6 separate regions of the Mus musculus genome follow, and all the other regions are linked to region 3. The links are chromatin loops, found by intact Hi-C in ENCODE. Cell type or tissue: left cerebral cortex. All regions are shown on one strand. Region 1 overlaps Gm34424 (a long non-coding RNA gene). Region 2 overlaps Gm34828 (a long non-coding RNA gene). Region 3 has its middle 17 kb from the start of Gm39350. Region 4 overlaps Gm34424 (a long non-coding RNA gene). Region 5 has its middle 37 kb from the start of Gm34770. Region 6 has its middle 15 kb from the start of Gm34770.

Evidence for each region. Hi-C counts contacts between places; a loop is a spot of excess contacts. Peaks named below come from ENCODE experiments on the same cell type or tissue, not always from the same donor. Only the 100,000 strongest peaks of a DNase experiment are listed, where the experiment ranks them.
Region 1: it touches region 3 in a loop (2.6-fold over the local background); 3 of 42 quality-filtered maps call a loop at or near these places.
Region 2: a loop joins it to region 3, with 8 times the contacts of the local background. A loop is called at or near these places in 3 of 42 quality-filtered maps.
Region 4: it touches region 3 in a loop (4-fold over the local background); 2 of 42 quality-filtered maps call a loop at or near these places.
Region 5: it touches region 3 in a loop (2.1-fold over the local background); 2 of 42 quality-filtered maps call a loop at or near these places.
Region 6: a loop joins it to region 3, with 7 times the contacts of the local background. A loop is called at or near these places in 2 of 42 quality-filtered maps.

What each region holds. Positions count from the first base shown.
Region 1 is chr9:61,524,857-61,529,856 of GRCm38, forward strand. The region is part of intron 4 of Gm34424 (a long non-coding RNA gene); the gene reads left to right. Among named protein-coding and RNA genes, the nearest start is that of Gm34424, 18 kb to the left of the region's middle. In left cerebral cortex, no CTCF peak of the experiment used is centred here; a DNase peak (open chromatin) is centred at 2,406.
Region 2 is chr9:61,750,844-61,755,843 of GRCm38, forward strand. It overlaps Gm34828 (a long non-coding RNA gene), which reads right to left. Exons shown (of 7, transcript XR_001779197.1): 7 at 1-303. Among named protein-coding and RNA genes, the nearest start is that of Gm34828, 69 kb to the right of the region's middle. In left cerebral cortex, a CTCF peak has its summit at 3,026; DNase peaks (open chromatin) are centred at 3,188 and 4,688; H3K27ac peaks cover 432 bases.
Region 3 is chr9:61,575,789-61,580,788 of GRCm38, forward strand. No RefSeq gene overlaps it. Among named protein-coding and RNA genes, the nearest start is that of Gm39350, 17 kb to the right of the region's middle. In left cerebral cortex, no CTCF peak of the experiment used is centred here; DNase peaks (open chromatin) are centred at 2,675 and 3,383.
Region 4 is chr9:61,515,073-61,520,072 of GRCm38, forward strand. Gm34424 (a long non-coding RNA gene) reads left to right here. Exons shown (of 5, transcript XR_379518.1): 3 at 3,768-3,876; 4 at 4,366-4,763. Among named protein-coding and RNA genes, the nearest start is that of Gm34424, 7.9 kb to the left of the region's middle. In left cerebral cortex, no CTCF peak of the experiment used is centred here; a DNase peak (open chromatin) is centred at 3,045; H3K27ac peaks cover 717 bases.
Region 5 is chr9:61,696,018-61,701,017 of GRCm38, forward strand. No RefSeq gene overlaps it. Among named protein-coding and RNA genes, the nearest start is that of Gm34770, 37 kb to the left of the region's middle. In left cerebral cortex, a CTCF peak has its summit at 2,100 (motif pointing left); DNase peaks (open chromatin) are centred at 2,043 and 3,400.
Region 6 is chr9:61,674,334-61,679,333 of GRCm38, forward strand. No RefSeq gene overlaps it. Among named protein-coding and RNA genes, the nearest start is that of Gm34770, 15 kb to the left of the region's middle. In left cerebral cortex, no CTCF peak of the experiment used is centred here; DNase peaks (open chromatin) are centred at 2,117 and 2,893; H3K27ac peaks cover 281 bases.

The DNA.
Region 1 (5,000 bases), 51 kb before region 3:
AGCGTGGATCTGAGGGCTTGGGCACAAGGACTGTGCAGGACCAGAAGGGGCCAGTATGGCCTTATACTGTTTGATTTCATTAACTTCAGACTTTATCAAATCAATTATATATGTCAGATGGTGAAAGGCAGGCCAGAGAGATGGCCTAGCAGGTGAAGGTGCTTGTTACCAAGCCTGACCACCTGAATTTTATTCCTGGGACTCAAGGGTTTAAAGGCAAGAACTAAGACTCAAGAGTTATCCTCTGACTTCCACATGTCACTGCATGTAAATATAGACAGACATATATACACACACATGCACATGCACATGCATACACACACCATGCCATGCATACACACACATGTGCACACCCATGTACATGTGTGCATATACACATATACTATAAATACAATTTTATTTTTACAATCAAGGAAAAGCAATTCCAGAATGTATGTGAACCAGTAAATCTAGGAACCAAAACCAGTCAAAGGAAAAAGACATTAAAAAAAGAAAAAACAAAAAACCAATCAAATAGAAGAAAAAACAAGACTTTTTTTTTTTTAAAGCAGATGCATAGTGTAACAAAAAGGGCAGAAATGAATCTTCATGGATTAGAAAGCACACTATGTCTCAATAAATGAGACTCTCTGGTTAAAATACAGAGATCGTCAGACTGGAGTTTTACATTTCCATCTCCATATTCTTGGTAAAATGTGCACGAAGGAGGAAGACACTGAAAAATTGAAAGTCAAAGAACAGAAGACATCACACGATGTGGGAAGACATTGTTGATGGGAGGAAAGGGAGAAGTTCTTGTTTGTTTCCACCGGCTTTGAGATCCTGTGTCTCTGCATCCTGTATCCCTGAAAAGGCGAGTGATGTAGGTCTGCCCACCTCCCACTCCTCCCTTCACTCTGTACGCTTGTTCAGTGTTTTCCTTCGAAGTCCAGGGCAGAAGTGCGCATGTGTGGAAACAACAAAACAAAACAAAGCAAAACAAAACAAAACAAAACACAGTTCTGGAGAAGATGTGGGAAGGGTCTCAGAAACCTGTATTCTGAGTTTGATTTAACTTTAACAGTGCCCATCTGGGGGCTGAGTAGATGCTCAGAAGGTGAGAGTACTTACTGCCCTTGCTGAGGGTCAGGGCTTGGTTCTCAACACCTAAGTAAGGCAGCTCATGATCACTGGTAATCCAGCTCCAAGGGATCCAATGTCCTCTTCAGGCCTCTGTGGGTTCCTGCACATATACATTTATACACACAAGCATGTTCACATAAAAATAGATTTGTGTATGTGTGTGTGTGTGTCTATGTGTGTGTGTGTGTGAGAGAGAGAGAGAGAGAGAGGGGAAGAGGAGGGGGAGGGGGAGGGGGAAGAAGAGGAGGAGGGAGAGGGAGAGGAGGAGGGGGAAGAAGAGGAGGAGGGAGAGGAAGAGGAGGAGAGGGAAGAAGGAGAGGGAGGAGAGAGGAAGGGGGAGGGGGAGAGAGCTTGAGACATTTGCCAAGAGACTTATTTCTCTGCCCAGAGGGATACTTCTGAAAAGACTTCAAAGGGCTCAGCCAATCCAACCCAACCCAACCAAACACTAAAAACATTTACACACAAGTCAGGAGGAATAGGTCAAAGAGGTGGGGTGTCTGGAATTGTAAGGAGCAGCAAGAGCTTAGTTAAGAGGCGTAAAGAATGACCCGTGCTCGAGATGGATTGCCTTACCTATTGCTAGGCAGAATTCTACCCAGGACCATGTGTGGGCGCAATGACAGGCACAGGGCATCTCCCCCCCCTCCTGAGTTATAGGAGACCAGTGGGTAGCTTGGCATCTCTTCTCATTTTGAAATTTCAAAACTATTCTTAGTCTTTTTTTCTTTTTCATATGTGGAAGTGTGTGTGTGTGTGTGTGTGTGTGTGAGAGAGAGAGAGAGAGAGAGAGAGAGACAGACAGAGAGAGAGAGAGAGACAGAGAGATGTGATCCCCAACCTGTTTGTGGTTCTGAGTTTCCCCATGTCCAACCACATCCCTGGGTGTCATTCTCTGCATACGTGACTGTTCATTCCTCCCTCCCTCCCTCCCTCCCTCCCCCTCCCCCTCCCCCTCCTCCTCCCCCTCCTCCTCCCCCTCCCCCTCCCCCTCCTCCTCCCCCTCCTCCTCCCCCTCCTCCTCCTCCTCCTCCTCCTCCTCCTCCTCCTTGGCTGCCTCCCTTTTTCTCTCCCCTGAAACTCTGTGAGACGCATGAACATTTCTCAGTTATGTGATGTTCTCAGCAGGAGGATGGAGCCAAATAATGGTGTTTCTAGTTATTACTCTGATGAATCACGGGGGAACAGCCTTCACCAAGGTAGAACGGCTTGCATAAAATATGTTCATTCAATTAAAAAAAAAAGAAATTGAAAAATAAGATACTGCCAACACGGGGCTCTGAGTTATGTAGGGTTTATGCAGCTATTCAATTTGCAATTCAAGCAAGAAATACACCAGAGAGGCACCTGTGAACAAGCTCCCTGGAGCTGGGGGAAGGGCTCCCTCTGACAAATAAAAGCCCCGTGCCTCTGATGAAGTTTATGGACCAGGAGAGGGAAGGATGGGTAGTCCTTGGCCTCCCCTAAGCTCGTCTAAACACAAGACGGTGCTAAGGATGCCCTGGCTCTTGGGAACCAGATTGGCTGACCTGTGAGCCAAAGGAGATGATGCCTAAGGATGCTTTGGACCACATGAGTCTCTGTCCCAGTGTCCTCAGGAGATTAACTCAGTGCCAGCATCTGACTCAGACACCAGAGGGGCCTATGAAGTGGCCTAGCACAAAGATGACTAACTATGCCAACCAAACTCTGATTCTCTCTGAATATGGTTTCTGGAAGTCGGGAGAGGAAAAAACAGGAAATAGTGGAGGTAGTGAATGAGGTTGTGAGGCCCTGCAGAGCAGCCTTGAGGGAGACGGCGCAGGGCCATGCTTGGCAGTTGTCTTAGAAGCTGGAAAGGAAGGCTCTCTCCTCCCAGAGAAGCTTATCTGATAGGCTGCATTTGCTGGGCGGATGCTCCCTTCCTGCTGTTCTTCATCACTTCCTGTCCCCAAGCCCCTCCTTATGCATCTTGGGACCATCAGTTCTTACTACAGGGTAAGAGTTAGGTTCCAAGCCAAAGAAACATGGCTGACATAGGCAAAGGAGAGGAAAGCAGTCAGGCATCCTCGGAGACTAGAAGTGTTATCAAAACTTTGCTCTCTCTCATCATCTGCCTCCGGCACACAGAACACACTTTACAGGGAACGTGGCTGCTCTCAACTCTTGTTTACCCACTCCTCCCTCAGATCCTCCAGGAGGACAGAATCATCTTAGGGAACAGTGCCCTGGGCTAAGCCTGGGTAAGGTGGACCCCAAGGCCAATCACTGTTTCCAGGAGACCAAAGCAGCATGGTTGGCTGCTTCATGTACATAGATAGGCACCTGTGGCCGGACCGGCAGACACTTCTACAATACAGGGCACTGGAGGGAAACTGCCAAAAGTCGTAAGTTACTGGAGTCCAATGCCAAGCCACACCGATGGCACACACAAGGCAGAGGCCAACCATGGCCCCCAGGCCCCTCACTCACTGTGGTCACCCCAGGACTGGTCAAGCCCTCAGAGACACGATTTACTAATCACCTCTGAGGGGGCAGCTGCTGGAATACATTAGGGTAACTCGATTGTAAGATTTTAATGACACAGCATTGAGACCTTGGTGGCCTGAGACCTGCAGTCGATCAATGCACGTTCCTTTCACTCAGGCCCAAGTGACTGAAAATCATTTTGCTCCCCAAGCTTTTAAAGGTCAGGAGTTGAATGCTTCAAGAAAAATCTTTCTCTATTACAGGGAAACCTCCTGCATTTAGCCGCCTGTCAATCAGCAGCTCGCCCCCAGGAGGCCTGACAAAGGGAGTGTAGAAAAAGAATACTGCCTGGCTTGTTCCTCCCGTTTTTTTCTTTTGACCAGGTTGCTTGTGCGTGTGTGCATATGTGTGTGTGTGTGTGTGTGTGTGTGTGTGTGCATGTGGGCATGTGTATGGATGCCTCTGCGTGTGTGTATGTTGTGCATGCGAGCATGCGAGTATGGTGCCTCTGTGTGTGCATATGTATATTGTGTGCCTGTGTGTATGTTGTATGTTCATGTGTATGTTCAGGTGTGCATGTACAAGTATCTATGCATATGTTGTATGTGTGCATGTATGTACATAGGCACAAGTTTGTGTATGGGCATGTATGTTGTATATACATGTATTTGTGTGTGTTTAATATGTGTGAGCATGTACTTTTATGCATGAGTACGTGGGTGCATGTGTGTTTATATGTGTCTGCCCCTGTGTTTGTATGTGTGTATGTTGTATGTGTGCATGTGCATGTATATGTGCTTCTATGTGGGTATGTATGTGCATCTGTATGCATGCCTGTTTGTGTATGCATGTATATGTATATGTGTATGCTGTGTGTGTGCATTTGTTTGAGTATGTTGTATGTGTGTGCATGTATGTATGTGTGTATCTTGTATTATGCACTTATACCTATGTTCATGAATGTGTGTACATGCATGTGAGTGCGTGTGTATGTATGCATTTTTAAAAGTATCAGTGTGGGTGTAGGTGTGCATGCCTGTGTGTATGTGTACATGTGTTATATATGTGTGCATATGTGGGAGCATTGTGTGTTTACATATGTATGCATGTGTGTGTGTGTTCCTTTGTGCAAGAGGGATTATGGTAGGCCATGTGCAGTGTATGGTATGTGGGTATTAGTAGGGGGAAAGTTGGATACGTCTGGGTTGTGGCTTAGCAGGTAAAGTGACTGATATGTAAGTAAGTATGAGGGCAAGAGTTGTGTGGAGTGTACCTGTAACCCCAACATTGAAGCAGAAGTATGGGGAATGCAGAGACAGGTCCTGGGGGGCTTGCTAGTCAGTCAATCTAGCCCAAACAGTGAGTCACAAGGTCAGCCAGAGAACCTTTCTCAAAAAATATCATGAAGAATGATAGAGGACACTCAAGTT
Region 2 (5,000 bases), 180 kb after region 3:
TTGCCTTCAAGTTGTGCAGTGGGCTCTGGGTTTCTAGCTTTTATACCGATGCTGGGTGGCTTTGGTGATGTATCTGTTTCTGGGTCATTTCTGCTCATGTAAGTAACCCCTCACCCATATTCCTACAAGTAAAATTTTTTAGTTCACTAAGATGGACTTTGGTGGAATCTGGTCTGTTGTGGACTCTCTTTCTGGGTGTGTAAGCCCCTTGAGACCTGAGTAGCCAGGCCTCATTGCCAGAGTACTCCAACAGCCATCAGGACGTGTTCCAGACCCTCAAGATGCAGGCAGCTAAGCTCCAGCCTACAGAGGAAAAAAAAAAGCCCAAGATTAGGCCACAAATTCCCACCAATCCCTGAGTTTGCCCCAAGAACAGACCACTCTGGGAAACTCCGTGCTTCAAGCAATCCTGTATAGCCTGCCTCCTGCTCAGCTCTTTGCTGCTTCTCTCTTGAACAGAGGCACCCTGTTGTCCTTTTCCCAGTAAATCTCTGGTGTGAGTTTTGTTTTGTGGTGTGACTTTTGGGTATTCCTTGGCTCCCAGCTGCCAGGATTCCTTTCCTCTCAGAGCTGTAACACTTACAGGGTGATAGACATGTGTATCGCATCTCTCCTGGAAAAGTCTTGCTTGGGCAGTGGGATTATAAAGTAGTGTAGCCACTGTGGATATTAGCATGGAGGTTCCTTAAAGGACAGCAAGACCCAGTTGTTCCTTTCCTGGGTATGCATCTGTACTGGCTAGTTTTGTGTCAACTTGACGCAAGCTGGAGTTATCACAGAGAAAGGAGCTTCAGTTGGGGAAATGCTTCCACAAAGATCCAGCTGTAAGGCATTTTCTCAATGAGTGATCAAGGGGGAAAAGGCCCCTTGTGGGTGGGACCATCTCTGGGCTGGTAGTCTTGGGTTCTATAAGAGAGCAGGCTGAGCAAGCCAGGGGAAGCAAGCCAGTAAAGAACATCCCTCCATGGCCTCTGCATCGGCTCCTGCTTTCTGACCTGCTTGAGTTCCAGTCCTGACTTCCTTTGGTGATGAACAGCAGTATGGAAGTGTAAACTGAATAAACCCTTTCCTCCCCAACTTGCTTCTTGGTCATGATGTTTGTGCAGGAATAGAGACCCTGACTAAGACAGCATATGAAGGAATAAACATCAACTTAACAGAGATATCTGCACTTCCATATTTATTGCCTAAAGGTCACAGTATCCAAGGTATGGAACTAGCCTAGATGCCCGTAAACAGATGGATATGTAAGGAAATTGTATATACTAAATTGATGAGTATTTTCTATTTAGTAAAGTATTGTTTGGCTATAAAGGAGAATGGAATTATGTCATTTGTAAAAAAGTGAATGAAACTGAAGACTATTATATTAAGTGAAGCAAATCAGGTCCAGAAAGACCAACATCATACATTTTCTTTCATATGTGAAAACCAGAAAAAATATATATATTCATATATGTATATACATATATTATACACACATACATACATACATACATACATACATACATACATACATACATACATAAATACATACATAGCTGGCAAGGTGTGCCAAGCCTGGCAACCAGAGTTGACCCCTGAAACTGATGTAAATATGAAAGGAGAGAATGGGCTTCACAAAGCTGTCCTCTGACAGCTTTGCATAATCAGGCATATGCACAACTGATAATATTAGTGCAATAACAAAGTATATGAAAGTAGACAGAGGTCTGTGTGAAATTGGGGATCAGCCAGATTGGGGTGGAAGTCAAGAGTGAGTGAAGTCAGAATAATATGACCAAAATATCCTGTGTGCACTTCTGAAAATACCATGATAAAACCAAAGGCTAAGAGGAGGCGGAGGAGGAGAAGAGGGAGAAGAGGAAGAGGGAGGAGGGGAGAGAGCGGAAGAAGAGGAGGGGAAACTTTTGGAGCACTAAGGGTTCCTGTGGTCCAGCAAGTTGTTTACCCATTATGTGGACTATACACAGACAGGCAGGCACCAACGGGGAGACCAGGCAGGTTGTACCTTGGGAAGGTTACATTGTCCCTAAAACTTTGTATCCTCATCTATAAAATGGCTCTCTATACATGCCCACCTTGCCCCAACAACTATTTTTCTTTCTCATTCACTTCTCTCCACCACCTAGATGAACTGCACACCTACTGTGTGCCACCCACATCTAAGCCCCAATGAATACAATGTTAAGAGTCACATATAATGCAGGTGTCTGGGGGTGTTTGTTTGTTTGATTTTGTTTTTGTTTTTTGGGGGGATCACTCTGCAGTAAGACCCCAGAGGGCACACATAGACAGGGCTCCTTAGCCTATCCCTTGCCCTGGCTCACAGAGGATCCTTGCCCAAAGGTACCACTTTGGGAATTTAGCCTTCTGCTTACTGAGAAGACCCAAGGGGGTCACAGGCTCCATTCAGCATCTGTCCCAGGCACCTGCTGTGTGCCCAAGACTGTTTGTTGAACTGCAGGGACCTGAGATCCAGTAGGCTTGCCTGATCTGGCTGGGTCTGTATACACACACACACACACACACACACACATCTCTTCCATTATCAATGTAGGAACTTCAAGGTAGTACAGGTGGAAGACCCAGGCACCTATGTCCAGCACACCCTAAAGAAGATCCAGTCACCTTTTCCAGTGAAGACAAAGGGCACAAGCTGAGGAGGCCCAAGGGACCACTGGCTGTCCTTGTCCCACATCCCCCCGTTAGTCATGCAGCAGGCTGACTGATCCTGAGCTGAGACTGGCAACAAGGAGTCTGAAGCATTTCATACTACCTGCCCAGCCCCTAACCCAACCAGGTCCTCCCTTCTCCGGCCATCACAGGCACCAGAGAGACTCCTTGACTACGCCAGAGCAGTAGAGCTCTAGAACAGCAGGAAAGAGAGAGCTTGTCAAGAACCAGCGGAAGATGGTGGCACCAGGAAACAGAAAAGCCTGATGCCGAAGGTCCTGGGCTGAGCTCAGAGAAGTACAATGTATCAGACAGTTACAAAGCAAGGAGGCGGAGCGCCAGGCTCAGAGCCATCTCCTCTCTTTCCTGCAGGCGCCCTGAGGCAGGTTCCCCAAAGCCCTGTCCAGACTCGGTGTTCCTACAGCTCAGAGCGCCTGGGGGTGTGTGGTGCAGAGGGGGAAGCAGGAGAAAACAGCAAGTGCCAGTGTGACTCATGCTTCTAAATGTCGTGTTATTCCAGGCGTGTTCTCACTTTGCCTCCACCTTCATCCACCCCCCCACTTGCCATCTTGAGAACCGGCTGCAGGGTGGGGGAGGAGGCTGAGCCCGGGTCTCTAGGGAAGCTTCGTTTTTACTCTGTCCTCTGGAAAGCTGGGGGTGGGGGTGTGAGTAGGTAGTTGTCCCTAGTGAGCACTGTACTGGGAGCAGAGAAACAGAGTTCTCTCCTGGCTTTAGAACTATTGCTGTGAGACACTGAGCAAGTCCCTCGGCCTCTGTTATTTCATTTCTGTCCTTCCCAGTGTGCAGTGGGGCTTAGGGGAGGGGTCTAGATGCCCTTGGAAGAAAAACAACATGGTTCTCAGGGCTGCGACCCCCAATTCGGGCCTGATTCGGGAAGATTGTGAGAAGGCTTTGATCTGTAGTGTGTGTGTGTGTGTGTGTGTGTGTGTGTGTGTGTGTGTGTGTGTGTGTGTGTGATGTGTGTGATGTGTATAGACAGGTGTGTGAGCTTGCTTTTGTAGACATGTGTCTACACATAGACAAGCATTTGGGCCCATCAGGTGTCTTCCTCACCCACTGTCTACTTTGTTTTATTCAGACAGGGTCTCTCACTGAACCTGGAGATCGTCCGGTCGACTGGGTGTGACAGGTGACCAGCAAGCTCCAGGACCTACCTATGTCCCCACTTGCCCCAGCTCTGGGGTTTTGGACATGTGTCACCATGCCTAGCTTTTATATGGGTGCTGGAGATCAGAACTCAAGTCCTGATGCTGGCATAGCTAACACCTTACTGACTGAGACACCTCTCCAGGCCCTGGTGTTTGTACGTTTAATGCACTTCCCTACCGCCATGCAACCTGGTGGTCCCATGTAGTCTGTTCTAATGGCAGTCTAATCATCTCAGGACCAGTTTGCCTCTTCCAGAAAAAAAAAATCCTTCTTGATTTCCCTGGCCCAATCAGCCATCTTTAGCCCTTGCCACTTCTGGACCTTCCTCCCTGATCATCCTCAACTTCTGTCCCCAAGATATACAAGTCATGTGTGCACATGGTGTGTAAAATAGGTGAGTATGCATATGTGTATGCAGTTGTGTTTGTGTATATATATATGTGTGTGTGTATATATGCGTGCCTGTGTGTTTAGATATGTATTTGTGTATGCATATATGTATGTGTGGTGTGTGTATCTATGTGTGTGTGTGTGTGTGTGTGTGTGTGTGTGTGTGTGTGTGTGTGTGTATATGCATGCCTTGTGTTTAGGTATATATGTGTATGCACACATGAGAACCAGGAATGATAAAACCACACACAATGAAGGGGACATTGTGCCTATAGCCAGGCTAAAGTTCAGACCTGGGTTCCGCATCTCCAGGCCTTACACTTTTGCTACTTACTGGGCCTAGCCAGGTAGTGTCACGTGGGCCCACAATGGGGTTTCCATGTATAAAGTCCTTTGCGGTATGTCTTAGAATGGCCTAACAGACAGCATGTTGCCATGGAGATCTGAATGCCTCCTGCTTGCTGCATACCTTCAGGCAGAGGACTGGGGCATTAGAGTCTTTGAGGGTAGGGAAAGAATAGGTACCCCAGGTACCAGTCAGGTCCCCATGGGAGGGAGAATTCCCCTAGATGGTGTAGCTGCAGAGGTAGGAGTAGAGAGGCTGTGACAGAGGCCAACAGGGTTAAAGGAACCATAAGGGATCATGAGGTAGCTAAAGGGAAAGAGCAGCTGCCAGCTGTTGTCCTAGGGGGTACAGGAGCTGGTTCTGGGACTGTCCCCTCCCACGTCTGAGGAGCAGTTCTTCCTAGGGTGGGGTATCACTC
Region 3 (5,000 bases):
AGGCAGCTGGAGCCCATGTTCCTAGCACACCTAGAGCAAACTATGGAGTTTTGAGAACTAGGGAGTCTTTCTTAGCTATTAGTGACTATAACTGGGGGCAGCTACATGGTCAGGAGCACCCTACCTACCCTAATTCAATGGCTTCTTGTTTCACTGTCTCACACCCATGGAGCATAAGGAAGGACTCATGGGCAGAGAGTAAGCAAAGTGGCCATGATTTATTAAGGAAAACTGAGATACTCCTGAGTGAGGCCGGAGAGGCTCCAAGGAAGGACTACCACCACGTGGCCCTGCCTGGTGGCCTTTCAGTGGCTCTGAGGGCAGAATCTGGATACTAGTGGAAGTTGCCTTTTCTAAAATGATCATTTTTGAGCCAGTTAGGAGTCTACATGCCAACAGTCAGAGAATCACTCCTCATTCAGAGGAGAGGCCAAATTTGCTACATTAGCAGCTCTTGACAAACCATAAGCCCCACCCTTGTTTCCTAAGAGCATCTAGATCCTGTCTCAGTAAGAACATGGCCTCCTAATGTGCCTATCTCCAATCTGTCCCCCATCCCAGCTCCACCCAGCGCCCTACAGGCTCCTGCTGTTTCCAGTCTGGAAACCCAACTCCTTCTTTGATGCTCTGAGAAGCAGCTTCCCGTGATCAACCCCCGACCTCGTTTTCAACTGCTGTGCCCCTGTCACATACTCAAACATTTAATGACAGGAGGAGGATAGCACTCTGATGCTAAGCCTCTGCCACGCAGGCAATCACTCATTGCCTGGCACAACATGGGCTCTGTGTTGCCTGATCTTGCAGGCCTTCCCTCGCTCCCCACCCCCACCCCACCAGGAAGCAAAGAAATTGTTTCTTGTGATTTAAAAAAAAATGAGTTTAGTTTTTTAATGTTGTTAGCTAATATGGAGGAAGTGTCTAAATGCTCTGAGAGAATTAAGTCAAGAATGTTAAAACTTTCCTGAGAGATGCCCAGAAGACAATACCCAGAAGTATACCATGTTCTTGGATGGGGAGGTGTGTACATCATCTGTCAGTCACTTAATTCATTGTCATGATAAGTGTCTCTGACAACAGTGACTTAAGTGTCCGGGACTTATTTTTGACTCACAGTTTTAGAGTCCAGCCCATTGCTGTGGGAGAATCATGGTAGCAGGTGTGTGAGCCAGCTGGTTAGGAAGCAGAGATAGATAAATTTTTGTAGCTTCTCTTTTTTCTTCTCAGACTAGGACCCCAGTCCGTTGACTACTCATGTAACCCAATCTAGAAACTTCCTGACAGACATTCTCAGAAACTCTAAGCACATCTAAGCCTATGAACTGACAGTGATTATATGGATGGGATTTTTTTTCATATATTATTTTGTCACAAGAGGGCTTGGATGCCACAGCAACACGTGGAAGTCAGAGAACAATTTGTAGGAGTCAATTCTACCATGTGGATTCAAGAGAGACGACTCGGGTCAACAGGTTTGGTAGGCAGCACCTTTAGCTGCTGAGTTATCTCACTGGATCCATGATGACAATTTTAAGGGCAGTCCCCATTCTATCTTTTCTCTCACTTGGGATCTGACAGTGACACACATGTGTGCGAGAGAAAAGGGAGAGAATTCAAGATGGTGGCAGAGGACAACAAGGACAAACCCAGGAGGCTGTTGTTGGGACTCAAGGTTTAAGACTTGTGACTGATCGGCTGATGTGAAGTCTGCTTGGATACCTGGATAGAAGTCGCTTACAGGCTCTGTGTGTAGGAAGTAGATCCCTAGGGCCGACCTTTCCTGGTCATGTTCAAGGAGGTTCTGGGTCCCAGTGGATTTCCCCCTAGCTGTCATTACAACTTGTACTGGCTGAGTTTGTGTGTCAATTTGATGCCAGCCAGAGCCATCAGAGAGGAAGGAGCCTCATTTGAGGAAATGCCTCCATAAGACCCCGCACTAAGACATTTTTTTTCAATTAGTGATTAACCACTTAGCTCGTTGTGGGTGGTACCATCCCTGGCCTGGTGGTTCTAGCTTCTATAAGAAAGCAGACTGAGCAAGGCATAGGGAGCAAGCTAGTAACCAGCATCCCTCCATGGTCTCTGTATTAGCTTTTGCCTCTTGGATCCTGCCGTTTGACTTCCTTGGATAATGAATAGCAGTATAGGAGTGTTAGCCAAATAAACCCTTCCCTCCCAACTCGCTTTTTAGACATGGTATTTCATCGCAGCAATAAAAAACCTAGCTGAGACATAGCTAGAGTGGTCTCAGCCTTAACCCTGCTGTCTCCAGTGGATAAGCCTCAGGGCATCATCAGCCTTACAAGTCTGGAGAATTCGCCCTGAAGTCTGGCACAGATTCTTAGGGAGGGACACCCAGCAAGGTGAGGAGGAAGCGCTCTCAGCTGCTGTGTGTGTTCACTCAGATGGTCTGTGTTTGAGTGCACAGAAAATAACAAAATGTACTGAAGAGCCAACACACGAACTAGGAAGCCACACCACACAACAGCTCTTACCTTTCCCCAGAGAAATCAGGTTGTAAATATGTAGCTGTGTTCTTCCTCCCACCCTGTGGGTGTGGAAGTGTTACATTTTAATGCCTCAATCTGGGCATTTTGGTTTAGAAAAAGAACTGTAACGCTGATGGCCAAATCTCCCTCCACACAGTCTCAGAGAACTTAAGTTCATGTTTAAATTTTCTGCACTGCAGTTAAATACACGGTGCCCAGGAGCAGATGTTCCAGGCAGACACATCCCTAGCTCCACTCTGAAAGAAAACAGAGACACAAACACCACCCCCGTTTCATTGCATCCAATGTATGTATAGCTACAGCACAGACGATCTCCCCTGCTCTTTCCACAGCCAGGATGTCATGAGCACGTGGACCACGCCACAGTGCAGATGGCTAACAGGTGAGGCTAGGGAAATGAGCAAGCAGAGGACAATAATGAAGAGGTGGCAGAGAAGGGCCCGCCATTCCTATAACCTTGCCCACACCCTCCTTTCCTGAGTTCCAGCAAGAGCAAGGACATCAATCACTGTAACAATATTCAATTCCTAGTATTTTACATTTCCAAGGCTCGGCTCTGGTGGGACAGATGAGGGGACCTAGCTGTCCTCTTGAGCTCCTGAGGTAGTCATTCTTGAGAAAGGCCAAATATACTCTCTATTGCCCAGTGGTTATGAAACCTACTAGTCCTGCATCCCTGCAAGATTCCCAGGTTCTCTGGAAACATTCAATTCTGTACATCTGCCCCACCCCTTTTTCTGATCTGAAAGATTCAACAGGGATTGCCTCCCAGATCAAGGTCACACACGATTCACTGAGGATGACCTTGCAGTCACACAACGAGACAGAGGCAGAAAATCAAGTAACCTTCTACTGCTCCTACTGTGGAGAGGCCCAGGATCACTCAGGGGACAGGATGGCTGGCCCCGGGGGACAGGCAGGTCTACCTCACTCACAGTAGACCCGAAACCCTTGAAGTGGGGAGGAAAGGTTGCTGTGAGACACTGACATCTCCCAAAGATACCTTAGGCAGAGCCTGTGTCCCTGGGACCAATAAAAATTCCAATGGGCTCTGTGCTTTGGCCCCAAGCCTGCCTAGCCTTCTAGCCCTGCACAAACGTGTGTTGTGAAATTCCGGATTAGTGCAGCAATGGGTTTAGAGGCCCTATCTTTCTTGGGGAGGAGTAAAATAGTATTCTAATATTGGTTAAATCCTTCTAAATGCAAAGTGGTTTAACAGATTAGCTTAAAATCATCGGGAAGGCTGTGCGGAAGTAGGCCACGGGAAAGGTAAGTTTGGCTTCAAAGCAGAGCCGAGAGAAGTGAAACCACCTGAAATCCAATTTGAGAAAATCTTATTTAAATGTGTTTCTGGGGGAAGAAACGTTCTGCGTATTGTGAGAGTTTGTGCACCAGGAACTCGAAGGCCAATCAAGCCATAAGAGGCTCTTTGTTCAAGGACTCATGTTTGACTCAGCATGGCGCAGCCAGATGTGTGTTGGGAAACCTGTTAGCAGAGTTGCTTTGTTAAGGGGCTTAGTATATAGCCCAAGCTGGCCTTGAACTCATAATCTTCAAGCTGCCTTAGCTTCTTGAGTTCTGGGATTATAGGCACACACCATCACGCCAGGAAATTCTTGCTTTCTTTAAGGAAACATCATTCATATGTCCTCTAGGGAGAGTCTAATGTAAGAAGACGCCCCTGCTCCATCAAAGGCTGTGGGAAGTGAAGACCCAGCATGCAAGATTTGAGGGCTGGATCTCATTCGTTTCTGTCACAATGCCTAGCTCAGGGCTGTCACCTGAAGTAAGTATCCACTGAATAAAAGTGGACATCTCTGGGCTGGAGGGACAGAGCAGTCAGAAGCGTTTATCTCACAACCACGAGGACAAGAGATTGAGCCCCAGACACCATATAAAAAACTGGGCATGGTGGTGTGTGACCCCAGTGCTTGGGGAGGCAGAACCAGGCAGACCCTTGGGCTCTCTGACCAAGCAATCTAACCTCATCCGCAGGTTCCACAGACATAGAGTTTGTGAGGAATGACATTTGAGGCTGACCTCCAACCTTCACCCAGCCACCCACACATACACATACACACACATGCACACAGACACACATAGAGACACATACATGCACACACATGCACACAGACACACATAGAGACACATACATGCACACACATGCACACAGACACACACAGACACACACACACACACACACACAGACACACACACACACACTGGACATCTCATTCTTGTGCCTTTAAGATGGGGTTTCATTAAAGCAAAGCCAGACCATAATGCATAAAACTCTCTGGAAGGATTGTTATATACATTGTGTCTCTGTCCAGGAGGACCGTGAAATGAGGCACCATACAAGCCCCAGTTCTCATAAGCCAGTGGGATCTGAGAGATGACAATCAGGGTTGATATAGCTGCCCTGTGTAGAAGTGTATGCCAAGGCCTACCACGAGGCCAGCCTAAGAAGTTTACCTGCCAGGGGGAGCTGAA
Region 4 (5,000 bases), 61 kb before region 3:
GCTTGCTAAGCTTCTTATGGGTCCTGGAGTCAGTATATTAGATCCTCAGGAACATGGCTTTGACCCATCTACCATATAGCATGGGAGGCTGGTTCCTTTGAATGGAGTCCATCCAGGGTGGGAAAAGACTCTGCAGCACATCCAGGATATGGGTAAGTGGTCCTGCTATTTGAACGGCATCTCCTGTGACTTCCTAAGGCATTAGAAATGTTAAGACAAGATGCTACATAGAATGTATAGGAAACACCAATAAGAGATCGAAACGTGGATAAATAGGATTTTAGAGTAACAAAACTCCTTCCACAATTTCTGGTCCTCGTAGAGACAGATCTCAAGCGACCATTTGAGAGCAGCCCCTTAGTAGCTGAGCTTTAACTGAACATGGTGGCACACACCCCAGCCCATCATAAGAGGAGAACGAGGTCCAGATGGCAGACAACCAAGCTGCGTGAACAGGAGCCCCAGGTGCCATTTCTCTCCCTGCCGTGTGAGGGATCCCGTGCTGGCCCTTGCCTCTATCACCAGTACTTAGAATCAGCTGAGGGAGAAGAAGACAGGTCATTTTGGTTCACAGATGGGTCAGTTTGGGATACAGACACAGCTGACAATAGCTTGTCATTGTGCAACAGCTTAACTGAAATCTAGCTGTGAGGAGAGATCCCTCTGTGGACAGAACTGTAGGCTGCAGCTGGCCATCATTTTATGTAGAGAGAGAACTGACCCATGACAGAAATCTATACAGATGCACACAAGGGCAGCGGCCATCATCCCAGAAGGTGGTACTGATGGTTCTGAGATGCGAAAGAGGCAGGCACAGCAGGACCCCTCCTGTTTCCACTCTGATTGATCCACGGGAGGAGGCTCCCTGAAATTTTAGGCCCAGGCCTGGCACAGAGGAAACATGCTTCTACCAGAGACACTATGAGAATTCCATTAGTTCTAAGACTATGACCTGTTCACTGGCATCCCTGAGTCAAGAGCCCAGCACATGAAGGAATTTGGGAGTCACCATTTGGCAGGAGGTGGACAGTAACCATCGGGATGTGATTATTCTTATATCTGGAATCAAGGAAGCAGGTAGCTGCAGCCAGCTGATACGTGCATGTGTCTGAGTTTTGACAAGTAACAGAGGAGTTGCAGCATCCACAGATAGTGCAAGAAGGGTGGGATGACACAGGCTCAAGTCCCTCAGGGATGAGGGTCTGGGATGCGCTTGTGTTGCTCACAAGACCCTGTATAAACTCTCATCTAAAACAAGAGCAGAAAGCGCAGCTGAACGAGGCCCGGCATGTCGACTCAGAGTTGGCTCCGGCTTCAGCGTTGGGGGGAGTTATAATTTGCTGATTTTCACAGCATGTGCTCCGGAAAAGGGACCCCAAAGGACCAGAGCCATAGTGTGGTATATGAAGGTGATGGCTATGGAAGGTCACCCATGTTTTCCTTGCAGGAATGGGGTTCTTGGTACTCATGGCTCGAGTCTCATTCAGCTTCATTCTTACCTAAGGAGAATCCTCTTGCCAAGGTCTCTGCCTGAGGCAGGCACTCAGAAAAATGGCTATACTGGGCAACATAAGGCTTTTGGGGCAAGTGTATAATGGCCTCTGAAACACCCCCAACACCCTGCTCTGTCCCCTTTGTGCCCCTTTCTCTCCCATGAGCCCCTTCTCCTCCCATAGATGATTTTGGTTTTACTTGCATGACATCTGCACACACGTAATTTTGTGTATCTAGGTAAACTCCAGGACTCAAAAACGAGAGAAAACATGCAATATTTGTCTTTCTGAATCTGGCTTAATTGGCTTAATTATCTCTAGTTGTACCTCAGAAATAAAAATGGTCACCAAATGGTGCTGTGGTATGCAGAGGAGGATAAAGGGGATGTGTATGTGTGCACAGGTACCAGTGTGAGCATGGGAAGGAAGGAAGGAGAGAGGAAGAGAGAAACTGATTGACTGGTTGATTGATTGATTGGTTGATTGATTGATTATGAGAGTATAAAGAGTTCAAACCCTTACCTTTCTTTTTTTAAGGAAGAGTCTAATCTATTCCTAAGAACTTTTTGATGGGGGATCTGGGGAGATTGCTCAGTGGGTAGCGCGCACAGAGAACAAGGGTGAGAATCTGAGTTGGAATTCCCAGAACCCAAGGACATGCCAGGTGAGTGCAGCAGCCGTCCTGTAATCCCAGCGCTCAGAGAGCCAAGACAGGAGACGCCTGGAGTAAGCTGGCTGGCTTTGCTGGCTGAACTGGCCATGTCAAGGTCCAGAAAGAGGCCCTGTGTCAAGTACATAGAGTGGAGAACAATCGCAGGTGCACTCACCATACATGCATGCACACACATGTATCCATATACATGTAGACACTCATATACACACACATACATACACATACAAAGAAAAGAAAAGGGATTTAGATCAAGATACAAAAGCTTAACTATTTTGCTTACAAATTTGGCATTAATGTAAGAAGAAATAGCTAAAATCCAGGAATTGGTGGCTCTACGTTTTGAAAAATTGGGACCAAGGAGGGCAGAGGGGCAGCAAAGCTGGTCCTTTTAAGAAAATCTTGTGCAGTAATTTGACAGCTGAAATTATAACACCCGATGAGCTCATTAAATATGCAAATTAAAATTTAAAATTTAATTACAATGAGATTTGAAACCAAAAAAAAAAAAAAAAAAAAACCCTGGGCTGAAGTCCTAACTATTCCATCTAGTCCCAGAGTTACTTTAGGGTGATGCCTCAGTTTCCCCATCTGTCAGCTGCTCTGTCATGCTGTTCAAATGATTTTGAAGAAGGCTGGCTTTTGCCTGCAAGCTCTGGACCCACTAAGAGCTCATGGTTGGGAGTGGTTTGCCTCTCGCTGGGCTTGGCCTGCGGAAGAGACTGTGGGTTATGCACTATCTACAGCTGTGCTCAAAATGGCACATCCCTCTGGGTTGTGAAGGCTTTGCACGTCTCCTTCTGAGACAGATTGTCTCATCAGAAATACCAACATATCTGGATGATCTGCTAAACCAGCTACCAGCTAAATTTGCTGCCTCCCAAAATAGTTCTGGGATATCTCTAGGACAGGCCCAGCCCCAAACGCATTCATGAAGGCAGCCAAGACTGAATCCAGTACTCCCACACCCTCCAGGCCTACGGCTCTGCTGCTCTCCAGCCCCCACCCCAGACACCCAGTACCCTTGTCCCCAGCCCTCGACCGGCTCTCCCTTGAGGAGGGACTTAAAGCCTCACCACGGCAGAGGGATATAGTATTGGCCAGCAGTGGGTTCGAACAAACTGCCCATTTCCCAGGAAGATGCACATTTGAACGTGCAATCAAGTATTAAGTTAAAGAAGATAAATTCTAGTGGTGAATTAATGTAGCAAGTAGACATTAAGGAAGGGTATTTTGGGATGTGATGACATCCAAGCTCTTCTAAAATTATATCACACACATGAATACAGTTGGAACGTCTACTTCCACAGAGGCAACCATCTGACAGGCCTTGCTTGGAGGCCCCAGACAGCGCCTATGGCTAGGAGCCTTAGTGCTCTGCAGAGTCCTTGCATGGACTCTCCACAGAATGCCCTCCTGGTACAAGAGGGCCCTTCCACGGATCCCTTGTGTGTGGATATTCACTCTCTTTAGCCCCAGAAGAGCCCCTCTTCCTTCCATGGCTAACCTCTCAGTACAGATTGATGGATGTTTCTTGTTAGAAAAATCCTGTGTGACCTGAAGGTACTGTTTCCATTGCTATCTCTACTAAGTGTCCCTTCCAGGATGTTCCTGAGAGTCTGAGGAAATGGGTGGATGGTCAAACAGGGGACGGCTGGACTGGCTGAAGTCACACGATGTCTTTGCTGCAGGTCATTTTGAGCCTATGGCGAGGTAATGCACCAAATCTCACTCTCAGAATGGGGCCGAGAACTGGCTGCTGTTCGGGTCCTGTGAGCTTAGAATGCTCTTTAGCTGGGGGTCTTGTGGTATGAGCATTGGTGGGACCCCAGCTGTGCAACTAGCTCTGAAGTGGGCAAGCCTGGTGTTCAGAGGACCCCATGGACTCACCGGAGCCAAATGGCCATGCTCCCTTCAGCTCCGCAGGCTGGAATGTCACATGGGTTTTTTGAAACTGGCTCCTCTGTGTGTGGTCACATTGTGGAAATGGACTGTTAGTCCATTTGTCTGCCCCCATGACCAAATAAATTAGGAAAAGCAACATGGAAGAAAGACTTATTGGTCTTTTGGCTTCATAGGTTTGGGTCGCTTAGGGTGGGGGTGGGGAGCCGGGAGTGAGGTGGATCAGAGCAGCTCACACTGAAGCAGAGAGGAGTACCCTTTTGTTGAGCTTTCTCTTTTGTTGCTTTTTATTCTGGCCAGAACTCCAGCCTGCGGCATGTTTCTACCCCCATTCAAGGTGGGTCTTCCATCATTAACCCTTTCTGGGAATGCCCTTGAAGACTCTCCAGGGGTGCTTCATATCAATCTCTAGGCACTTCTCAATCAAGCCAAGTTGACAATCAAGCCAGCCCATCTCACTGGTCAGTCAGGGCTCTGTGCTCCCAGAGAGCGGCTGCTAAATCAGTAGCCTGATGTGGAGCCACTGGAACCAGACGACAGACCTGTCTCATCACCTCCTCACTATGATCTGAATTACTAAAAACAGGCCTTTGCTGCTTTGAGACAGGATCTGGGGGCTTCATCGCCAAATGAAGAGATCACGGTCTCCAAGTCATTTACTCCCACAGTGACTGCTGTAGCCCAAATGCCCCCATGAGGTAGGTCAGTGTTCCTTTCCAACAAAAGTCTCTGTTTCTCAGAGGGGACACCAGCCTCCAGAGATGGCCTGGACATTGGGAACTGGTAGGCCACAGAGCACTCATGCAAGGATCATACATGTAAAAAGGGTCAACTCTTGGACAAGGCTGGCCTTCCCAAGGTCCTCAAGATGACCTTGTTGCTGGTGTGGTCGCCCCCTGCCTATCACACATCAGCCATCACTGGGTGGGGAGAGA
Region 5 (5,000 bases), 120 kb after region 3:
CTGTGAAAAGCATAAGTCAAAGCAATCTCACTGCAGTAAAGGTTCTGACTGACTCAGGAGGTCAGAGGAGCTCCCAGGAAACAGCAAGGTTACGGGGAACAAGGCTCTGGAGTTTAGCTTGGGTTAAGCAAAGTGGCCAGCCAGCTGTGTTTTCTGGTAGGTTCTTTTCTAATGTGGACACTTTCTGGGCCCTTGCTTGCACAATCCGATCCACTTAGAAAAGTTCAGATTTCACTTGGGCTAGTCTTGGGAAGAATAGGCCCTTAGAAGCCACTTCGGGTAAAAAGCAAAAAAAAAAAAAAAAAAAAAAAAAAAAAAGAAAGAAAGAAAGAAAGAAAAAGGAAAAAGCCCCTCTAGTTTGCCAGTTCACAATCTATCAATGAGGGAATCTGAAGCAGAAACCGTGAAGGAACTTCTTGGCTTACTCAATACCAGTTGTAATATATAGCCTGGGACAACCTGCCTAGGGATTGTGCTGCCCATGGTAGGCTGGGTCTACATCAACCATCCATCAAGACAGTTCCTCATAGGCCAATCTTTCAAGGCAGCTCTTCAATTGAGATTCCTTCTTCTTCCCAGGTGACTCTAGGTTCTGTCAAGCTGACAGTGAGAGCAAGCAGCCTCACTACAAGGTACAAGTCTTACAAGCCTTGAGGCGGGAGGAAAGCCCAACTTCTCTGGTTGTGTTTTGTGTGTGTGCCTCTTTTATTTCTGGTCAGACTCATGATTGACTCTTCATAGACACATTACCCACTCAGAGAGTGTCTGGCTACCTACCCTATTTCTTTCCTCTTCCAGACTGGAAACACAAAGATAACTAACTCATTGTCCTAAACCTGCAGTCACCTTAGATTCCAGGGATGGCCAGTCCCTGCAGGATGAATGACCTACAAGATGAAAACAAAAATATCTACCATGGAAACGGCACACCTTGTATCTGATCAGGTGACACAGACCAGATCATAGACTCTATTTATTGGACCACTTTGTAGGACCACACCTTGCTCAAGACTGCTTAGTTATGCACGCCTCCCCTCCCACCCCGTCCAGTTCTTCCTCTACTTAAATCTAAAGTTCACATAGGTGTCCTGAGGACAGATTCATGGCCATTGAACTTCCTTCTTCCAGACAGTTGATAAAATCTTTCTCTGCTTTTCAGGATTACATGTCTTATGGTGTATTCAGACCAATGGCTGAGCCTAGCCTTTTAAGGCTGTGTGAGAACCGGGTCTTCTATGCTGGAACTCCAGTTACACACTGGCCACCTTTTCCTCGGTGTTTTTTTCAGGGTTCTCTGACACATTCCATGATAACAGTGCTTTGACTTTTCAGTCTCTTGGAGTCCTGGAGGCTCTGTGCAAAGAGCAGACTCTTCAGTCCCAAGCTGGGTAGAACACTCTATCCATTAGGCACTAGAGGGTTTGAGATAAAAATCAACACACACACACACACACACACACACACACACACACACACACACCAAAACCATTGGCTCTGAAACATAAAGGGGAAACTTTACAATGGAAATTAATAAAATTTTAATGAAATGTCTCCCAAACAAAATCTTCCATCAGCCTCATTAAGGGCTTCATTTAGTATTCGTAAAAATTTCATTACGTTTCAGAACGATGTGCAGGTTAGATTTTTCTCACTTTGCAAGAATTCCTGAGCCCCCCTGATAATTGCTGAGAAATCAAAGCCAATTCTACATCAAATGAATTACTTGTAGCCAAAGAATTTCAAAAGCAAAGTTATAAAAATAAGTCATAATTTTTCACAGGAAAAAAAAAGTATTTAATCTGTTTGATGTGTGTGAGGCAGAGTCTCTGAGCATGCTGGGATCCAGCGCGGGTCTGAAAGCAGTCTTGATGTCTGGCCTAGGCAAGCATATGTTAGCTTCCTCCTGAGTGAATGGGTGGGGGAAAAAAAGGCAATCTAAGTGATAGTGAAAAGTGTAAAGGTGGGAGGGAGGGAAGAAAAACAGACAGGAGAAATATAGCAAACATGAGCCAAAGTTTTAAGGAGCAATCTTAGCAACAAAGCCAAGGCCTCGCTGCTGACAGAAACAGACCACACCGCCCCCTTCTGGTTGGAGGAGTGCAGTGCTAGCCGCACGACTTGAGTTTCTCCCACGCTCAGAACATCAAAGCCCCTTGAAATTGTCTCAGAGAGAGATCAGCGCTCCCTGAGGACCGAGACCCTGCCTCTCCTCCAGCCAGGAGCTGGGAGGAAAGCTTTGTAACTGGCACCGTGTCAGGCATCCTGACACACGTCTAATCCCATCTTGAACCTATTTCTGCCTTTTCCCCAAACCGAGTCTCGCCTAACCCATTCCATATGTCTCTCTCTTTCTCTCTCTCTCTCTCTCTCTCTCTCTCTCTCTCTCTCTCTCTCTCTCTCTCTGACGGAAAATAGGCTTTGCTTTCATTTCAAAGGGCATCATTGAAAAATCTGGGCGACAGGACTTTGTTCTAAGACAGGCAATACTCGGGGAGCTCTTCTGAGGAAGTAATCAGAAATAAATGGAAAGATTTATATACAAGATGTCCGCTGTGGAATTATTTGTAACGGCAAAGAACTAAAGACAGCCACAGTGCCCCCAAAGCAAGGAGATGGTTAAATAAATCACCATCTACCCACACAAGAGAAGTTTATGCAGCCATTAGCATGTGCATGATTTTGAAATTTTCATTTACAGCAATAGCCAACCATTAGGGAGCCCTTCCTAGGCAGTATGTCACTGTACTCTACTGAGGAAAGTCCTTTGTGTTACTCCCTCCACTTGATACACAACACAACTGAGGTTCCACCACTGAGGTACATAGACTGTGTTAGAGTGTCCTGCTGGCCTCCTAGGGGCACATGAGTGTGGAGGCAAAGGGAGGGAGAGTTTCACTCCTAGATCCACTGCAAAGCTGTGGCAAAGGAGGATGGATCTGACCCCAAAGGGATGATAAGGTTCACTGACTCTTGCAAGGAGCATCCACAGGGAAGGTAAGACCCAAGATAAATCCTAGAGGGGGACCTTGGGGGTAGGAGTCCAAAAGTAGTGGTCCTTATCTTAGATGCAACACAGCTGCCAATTAGGTAGGCGAGGCTGGGCTGAGGCTTTGGAGAGCCAATTGGTAATGAAAACAAAGCATCGCTGAGCCTGTCAGCACCAGCTGCTCTCCCCTGGTCTCTTTAAATTCTGTGGACCATGGCCTCTCCTTCCTCCATTGTTGTTCCAATAGACAGATGAGAAAATTGAGGCTTGGGAGACTCAAACTTTGGCTTGAGATCCTGACTAAGTAGGTCCAGAGGCTGTATGCTTGGGCACAGTCACAGCCTCTCCCCGACGAGCTGGCCACCACATAGAAGCAGAAGCCTATGTTGTTCACACCCACCCAGTACGATGCTTTCTCGTGTCCCTCAGTTGCAGCTGGCCTCCTCTACCATTTCAGGAATGCGTTATGCACGAGAAAGCTTGCAGAGTCTTCTGAGTCTAGAAGATCTCCCTTAGAAACCCAGTTTCAGGCAGCGTATGAGCCAAAAAAAAAGTAGAAAGCCTCATCCCCACTGAGGGAGAATGGCCAAACCTCTGGGGCTCCTCGCACAGGTGCTGTAGGAAGGAACCTGAGAAGCAAAAGAACAGCCCGAGCTCCTCAGAAGTCCTTGCTCAGAGCTGGCCAGCGAGCCCAGGATCTGCCTGTCTCTGTTCCCTAGAGTTCGTGTTTGAAACACACCTCACTATGTCCGGCTGCTGTGGTTCCTTGTGTGGGTTCCAAGGATTAAACTCAGATTCTCATGCCTGTGTGACAAACACTTTACCAAAGTAAATCTTGGCCTTGGTCCAGACCAGAACCCAAGACGAAGCCATGGCAGAGGCCCAACCTGCCATGCCCCTCCTGAGCTCCACTCAGACTCTCTCCCTGCCTTCACTGGCTATAATCACAAGATACTAGGATTTTGTGGAGTTTTCCTAAGCCATTGCTCTCTTCTGAACCAGGAAGTACAGAAACCTGTGAGTTCTGCCTTGAGTGTGGACCCCCTCTCACAACTCACTTGGGTCATGCACATAATAACTCTGCGTGGGGGTTTACACAGAAGAGACAACCTTAAATGGTATCCCCTCCTCTAAGAGCCATGTTGTCTAAAGACTATCCTAACGTGCTGCAAAACTGGAGGGGTTAGGAGATGGAGGGGCCTCTCCCAGCAATAGCTGATGCCCATCTATTGCTTTGTGTAGCCAATCAGCTTCTCCTGGGACCCTCAAGCCAGGCTGAGTTTCGCTCCCAGGTTCCTATAGGGGGAGTTCGGGACAGGAGCATGTAGAGCCACTTGTCCTTTAAAACCAGAGCCAGTGAGGACGGGCAGGACAAGGAGAGAGGAACAGAAGAAAAGAGGGAGGGAAACAGAGCCACAGGCCTGACTTTTTGGGTTTCCTGCTTCTAATTCTTCAGAGGTATGGCCCAATCAGTCACCCTGGGGTTTTGTGATGACTGCCTGCCCTAAGGTCACTACATAAGCAAAAGAGCTGTTCCTAAAGTCCAGGGGGTCCCAGTTAGGAAAACTCTAGAAATCCAAAGGTCTGAGGAGGCCACTCCTACGGGTGTGTCGATGACCCCTGGTCTGCACCTCTCCAGAGCCAGGGAGACTTGTGCTGGGAAAGGTGGCCTGGCCTCACACAGTGTACCACACAGTGGCCTCAGCTTCGTCTAGTCTTCCTCTCAGCTTCCCGCTGCCTAGGACACAAAGGCCAGCCCAGCATCCAAGGCCACCAGCAACCTCTGCCAGGCTCATCACTCCTGCATTTCCTATCAGTCGGACCAGATCTGCTCCCTTCCCCCTCAGCCTGACCAACTTTCCCTCAGCTCTCTGCTTGCTCAAATCTCTGAACTTTCCAGGCTGAAGGAGGGGCTCCTCACCCAGCCTATCAGATCTCCTCTCCTCACACTTTGGGTGTGAATTGGTGGCGAGCTACCCACTCACTCTCTTTCCTTCCTCCCTGTTTCCCCTCA
Region 6 (5,000 bases), 99 kb after region 3:
TCAAAACTGTGTGTAACCCTTAGACCTGAAAACATAGCCCTTAGCACTTGGCTCACTGGGAGCCCTACCCACCCCTTGCTCCCTTCCCACACTGATGAGGGTGTGGAGGTCTTTGTGCTGCCCGGCACAGAGAGGTCACTATCTGTTACATGGCTATAGGAACACCAAAGCGTGGGAGGCCATAAAATGAGGCCTAACAACAATTACATCTATTTGTTATTACCCTGATTTTCCTTACCACTCATAGAGTTGGAACTATGTCTAACTATTACACTGTATTAAACGACATGGGGCATCCCTCTTGTGGTCCCACTGTGGTGTATATAGCAAGGGAAGGAAGATGTCAGTTTCACAACTTTGGTACCTTATACATGCCATGTGGAGATTCTCTGAGCTGGCTTGTAAATAAGCAATCCTGTTCTGGAGGCCCATGTGGCAAAGAACTGTGGAGGGGAGACTTCGGAGCCCATGGGATGGTCCTGGACCCACAGAATGCACAAAGCCAGGGCCCTCTCTTATTCAGTGACAAAGGAATGAATTACAGGCTGTAAAAGAATCCTCCCTTCTCATCTCTTCTCCTCAGTCAAGCCTCCTGGTGAGATTGCAGTCTAACAACCCCATTACAGCTTCTTGGGCCTGCTGGGAAGACTCCATTGGGCTACCTGGTCTCTTGACATCAGGATGATGGGAGAGGATAAAGGCCTATATTGGATAAAGTTGCCATCTTTTCAGTAATTTGCTGCCCAACGATGAACAAATCTATAGACAAAACATTCTTAAAGATGTCTTCCTTGGGGGTGGGGATGTGGCCCAGTTAATCCACTGCTTACCAGGCTAGCACAAAACACCAGCTCAATCCTAGCACTTCCATTGGGTCTGACTGTACAAGAGCCAGTATTTGGGAGATGGAGGTTGGTGGATCTGGAATTCAAGGTCATCCTGGCTACAAACCAAGCTTGGATCTAGCCTGGGCTATAGGAGACCCTGTCTCAAAAAGAATTTCCCTTCTGGTCTGGAAGGTTCCAGAGAATCCTGTCCCATTCTAATGAACTGATTGATTTGCAAGAAATTTTGGGTTGGCCAGTGGGAGCAGAGGCATCCAGGGAAAGGATGAAAAAGAAAAGCCATAATCAGACACAGGACAGGAAGAGCCCCTGCCAGATGTCAGGCTTCTGAGTTTCAGCCATCAGAGATGCAGTCATCGGGCTTTGGTCAAGGTGACCTTGAACCACAGCGTTGTCTGTAACACAGCCCTGGGAACAGAATGAGTGCCAGGATTCCCAGGCCACAAGGGTACTGTTTACTAAAGAAACACTCCAACCCATACACTCTTGAATCTCTTCAGTCTCTCCCTCATCCATTCAGAATAGACTATACCTGTAGTTAATAGCTTTTAGGATCAATTGCTACAAAAAGAGACATCTGATAACATGAATCTTCAAGAAAGACATACATGAATTGAGGTAAAGGGCAGGGTTAAAAAGCTATGTTAGGGTTCATCCTGTGACTGCTTCCCCTCCCCCCACATGCCTTAGGAACTTTGTTCCATGTGCTTCCATAGAGTGGATGGTCCCCTCTTCCACCTAAGTCACACACGGTCCAACCCTCGTCAGAATCCTCTGAGTCTCTGGCTACTATAAACAGCCCGCAGATGAAGCACGTGTCAAGAAGGACCCGTCAGATGCTCCCAAGGGGACTCTAATGGATGCTAGGATTAGGTTTGAGAAGTTTGGGGCTGTGGTGGCTGGCTTGTGGAGAGAGCAAGTCTAAGGCCTCCCTAGAAAGGGGAGGCCTGTTAACCACAATTCCAGCCATCTATGAAGCCATCTGTATTTCTTTGACCTTATAAGTTACCTTTTTACTTAAAATTGTTTGGCTTGGGTTTCTGCCACTTAACTAATTTAGTTATTTAATCTTGGCATGTAATTTTAGCTGTGAGTCTCCTGGATGACAACGGAAAGAACGGTGGTAAAGCACAACGCTCTTATTCTCTAGCACCCTAAGGCCCAAACCATAAAACAGATTCTTTTCTCAGGGGCGCAAGCCCTTCTTTGGCATCGGCGAGTGGCCCAGAGCAGTGCCTTCCACAGATGTTTCAACAATGAGACAGACATATTCTTCCTGTGGCAGGCTGCCTTGGAGACAAAAGGCAAGCAGCAGACACATATCATCAGTTAGTGCTTACAATGAGGACTCCCACTGGCTAGCCCAACATCTCTTGCAAATTGATCAGTTCATTAGAATGGAACAGGGTTCTCTGGGGGCTTCCCAGATCAGAAAGGAAATCCTTATCTTTTTGAGACAGGGTCTCATTAGCCCAGGCTAGACTCAAACTTGATTTGTAGCCAGGATGACCTTGAATTCCTGATCCACCAACCAGAGAGGCCTCAGCCTGTCCCATCTTCCTGGGTCCTGTGACACTTGGGCACAGTTCCTCCAACAGCTCCTCCAAGGTGTCACTCCAACACATCGCTTCTTTGGTTAGAAGGTTGGTGTTTCCTAGCAAGGGACTACAAAGCCATATTACACTCACTGCTAAGTAAACAAATGCTTGAGGCTGTGTTTTACTGGTTCCATACCATCTGCCATCTGGTTTGGGGGAGCAAGGAAAGCTGTGGTTTTGTTGGGTTTGTGTATATGTGTGTGTTGCTGTTGTTGAGTTTGTTTTTTTTTAATTTTTTTTTTAAAGTTTAGGGTTTGTTTTTTTTCCCCCTCCATGAAAATTCTGAGGTTGAACGCTGGCAACAGTAAGGGGCTGCTTCAAAGCCCTCTAGTTTCCCACATCTTACACTCAGCTAAACGTTGGAGGCTGGTCTGGGTCCCCATCTGCTAGGCAGCCTGTTGTGTGAAAATGAGATCTATACATACGCAGGGCTCCTCGGGCCAGCGTCCAAGATCTGAGGGATCATTCTGAGCAAGCCGTGAGTGGTGGCTAGTGACTGTGGACTCGATGCTCGCAGAACAGGCGACAGTGGGTGGGAGCATGCGACAGGAGACTAGAGGAAGCCTGTCTCCACAGCAGAGCTGTCAGGGAGCGCTGGCTCAGCCTTTGAGACCTGGGATGCTGGAGTGGAGATCTTGGAATGATAAGCATGCTTCAGGGGCTGAGTGGAGAATCAGCCCAGGCTTATTTAGAACCCTCCCCTTGGGAAGATGCACGGTGTGGGGGTGAAAGTGAGGTGTGTGTCAGGGGTGGAGGTGTGTGGTGCATTGTGGGGGTGGAGAGAGATATGTTGTGTGGGGGAGATGGGGTATACTGTATGGCAGGGGCAAGGTGCATCATATGGTGATGTCAGGGGTAACATGCATTGTGTATTGAGAGTAGGGTAAAGCTCAATAGCCCAGCATGGCCTGCAAACGGCTTTGCATACTGGAGCTCTCTGAAAGGGGAGATGTGTTCTTTGAGCAGTTTTTGTAACCCTTGCCCTGACTTCTGCTTCTTTATCTATCAAACAAGACAGAGGTGGGTCTCGGTTTTACCACAGAACCTGGAGAGCATGGAAGCCGACTGAGGCTGGAGGGTGGAGCCTAGCACATGTATGTTGAATAAAAGGATTGAAGACACTCATCTGAGTGACCAGGGCCATGTGAGAGCCTGACTAGTGAAGCCACAGCCTCCAGGTTGTGAAAAGGCCAAATTTGTAGCTTTGGAAATTTTATATTTAAATATGACATGCCTAATATTTCCATACTAGCAGCTGGTAAAACTATTAGAAATTATTCCGGTCACGTAAGATTTGTCTGTAACCCACAGAAGGCACCCCAGATCTCCAGCTGGTGTCCATGGAGGAACTGGGTCAGACTGGAAAGAACCATAGACTGCCGTGCGTGGCTTTGATGAGAGCTAAAGAGGCCCAGACCAGGCTAAGCGAGATGGTCCTGCCCTGTCCTGCAAGAACTGTGGCCGACACATCACTGTCCTGGCACTGGCACCTCCAGGCGTGGCCTACAGAGCTGAAAGGGCTTTCCCAAAGGTGCTACCTTGATGCTCACATCCGAGACAGCTATGAGGTTCTAGTCGCTGGAGAGGGCAGCATCCACACGTACCCTTCATCTTTATTTCAAAAGTCACTGCTGGGAGACAAATGAGCTCTACATGGCTGGGCTGTTGTCTGTGTCCATGTGACCATGTCTCACGCCTGTGCACATGTGGTGTCCCTGTGTAACTCTGACGTATACATGTACACGATTGTGGTGCACCGCCTGGATGGTAGTCTGCTCCCTCCCCTCCACCAAGTCAGCAAGCCGGTAGTTATACAAAGTGACACTTAGGTGACCCATCTCTGATTACATGTGGGCCCTCTTGGGAATCAGTCCTTGTAGTCTGGGCAGCTGGAGAATTTTTACATGATTTTTCTCTGGATTTTTCGGGGCTGAGGTTTCTCTGTACCCCAGCTTTGGAGAAGGCCTTGGGTCATCTGACGTTCTCGGTGAAGAGTCCTAACTGGAATTCTCCAGTAACCCTCCTCATTTGCATTTCCAATCGTGTGACCAGATCATGTCAGTAAAATAACTCAGAGTCCTCTTTTCCCCCTTTAATGGATCTCATGTATTTGACATGAAGCCATTATACTGTATGTCCCAAGTTTAAAAATGACTGTCTATGCAAGCTTGGTGATGACTTTAAAACAACCGCCCAGGGAGAAGCCCAGACCTCACCAAGACTCCCTTCTTGCCATGTGATCTTGGACACACTCTCTGAGGCTGGCTGATCTAAGTCACCCCTCCCCGAGTCCTTCCTATCTCAATGCTCCAGGGCGAGAGTTAGGTAACCCAGGCACGGTGAAAACTCACTACCAAAAGGTCCCAGGGAAACCTAGAGCAGCTAGATCACTAAACCAGACCTGTGAAGAAGAACTGGTCCCCTGACAGACTGGGAAACTGAGGCCCAGCATAGTGGGGCATCTGGGGAAAGGTGGGTTGATGGAGAGGCTCTCTTTCTGAAGAGCAAGGGCTCTCAGGGACTTGTAAATCCTTTTGGGGGGCAACCAGGCTGGAAG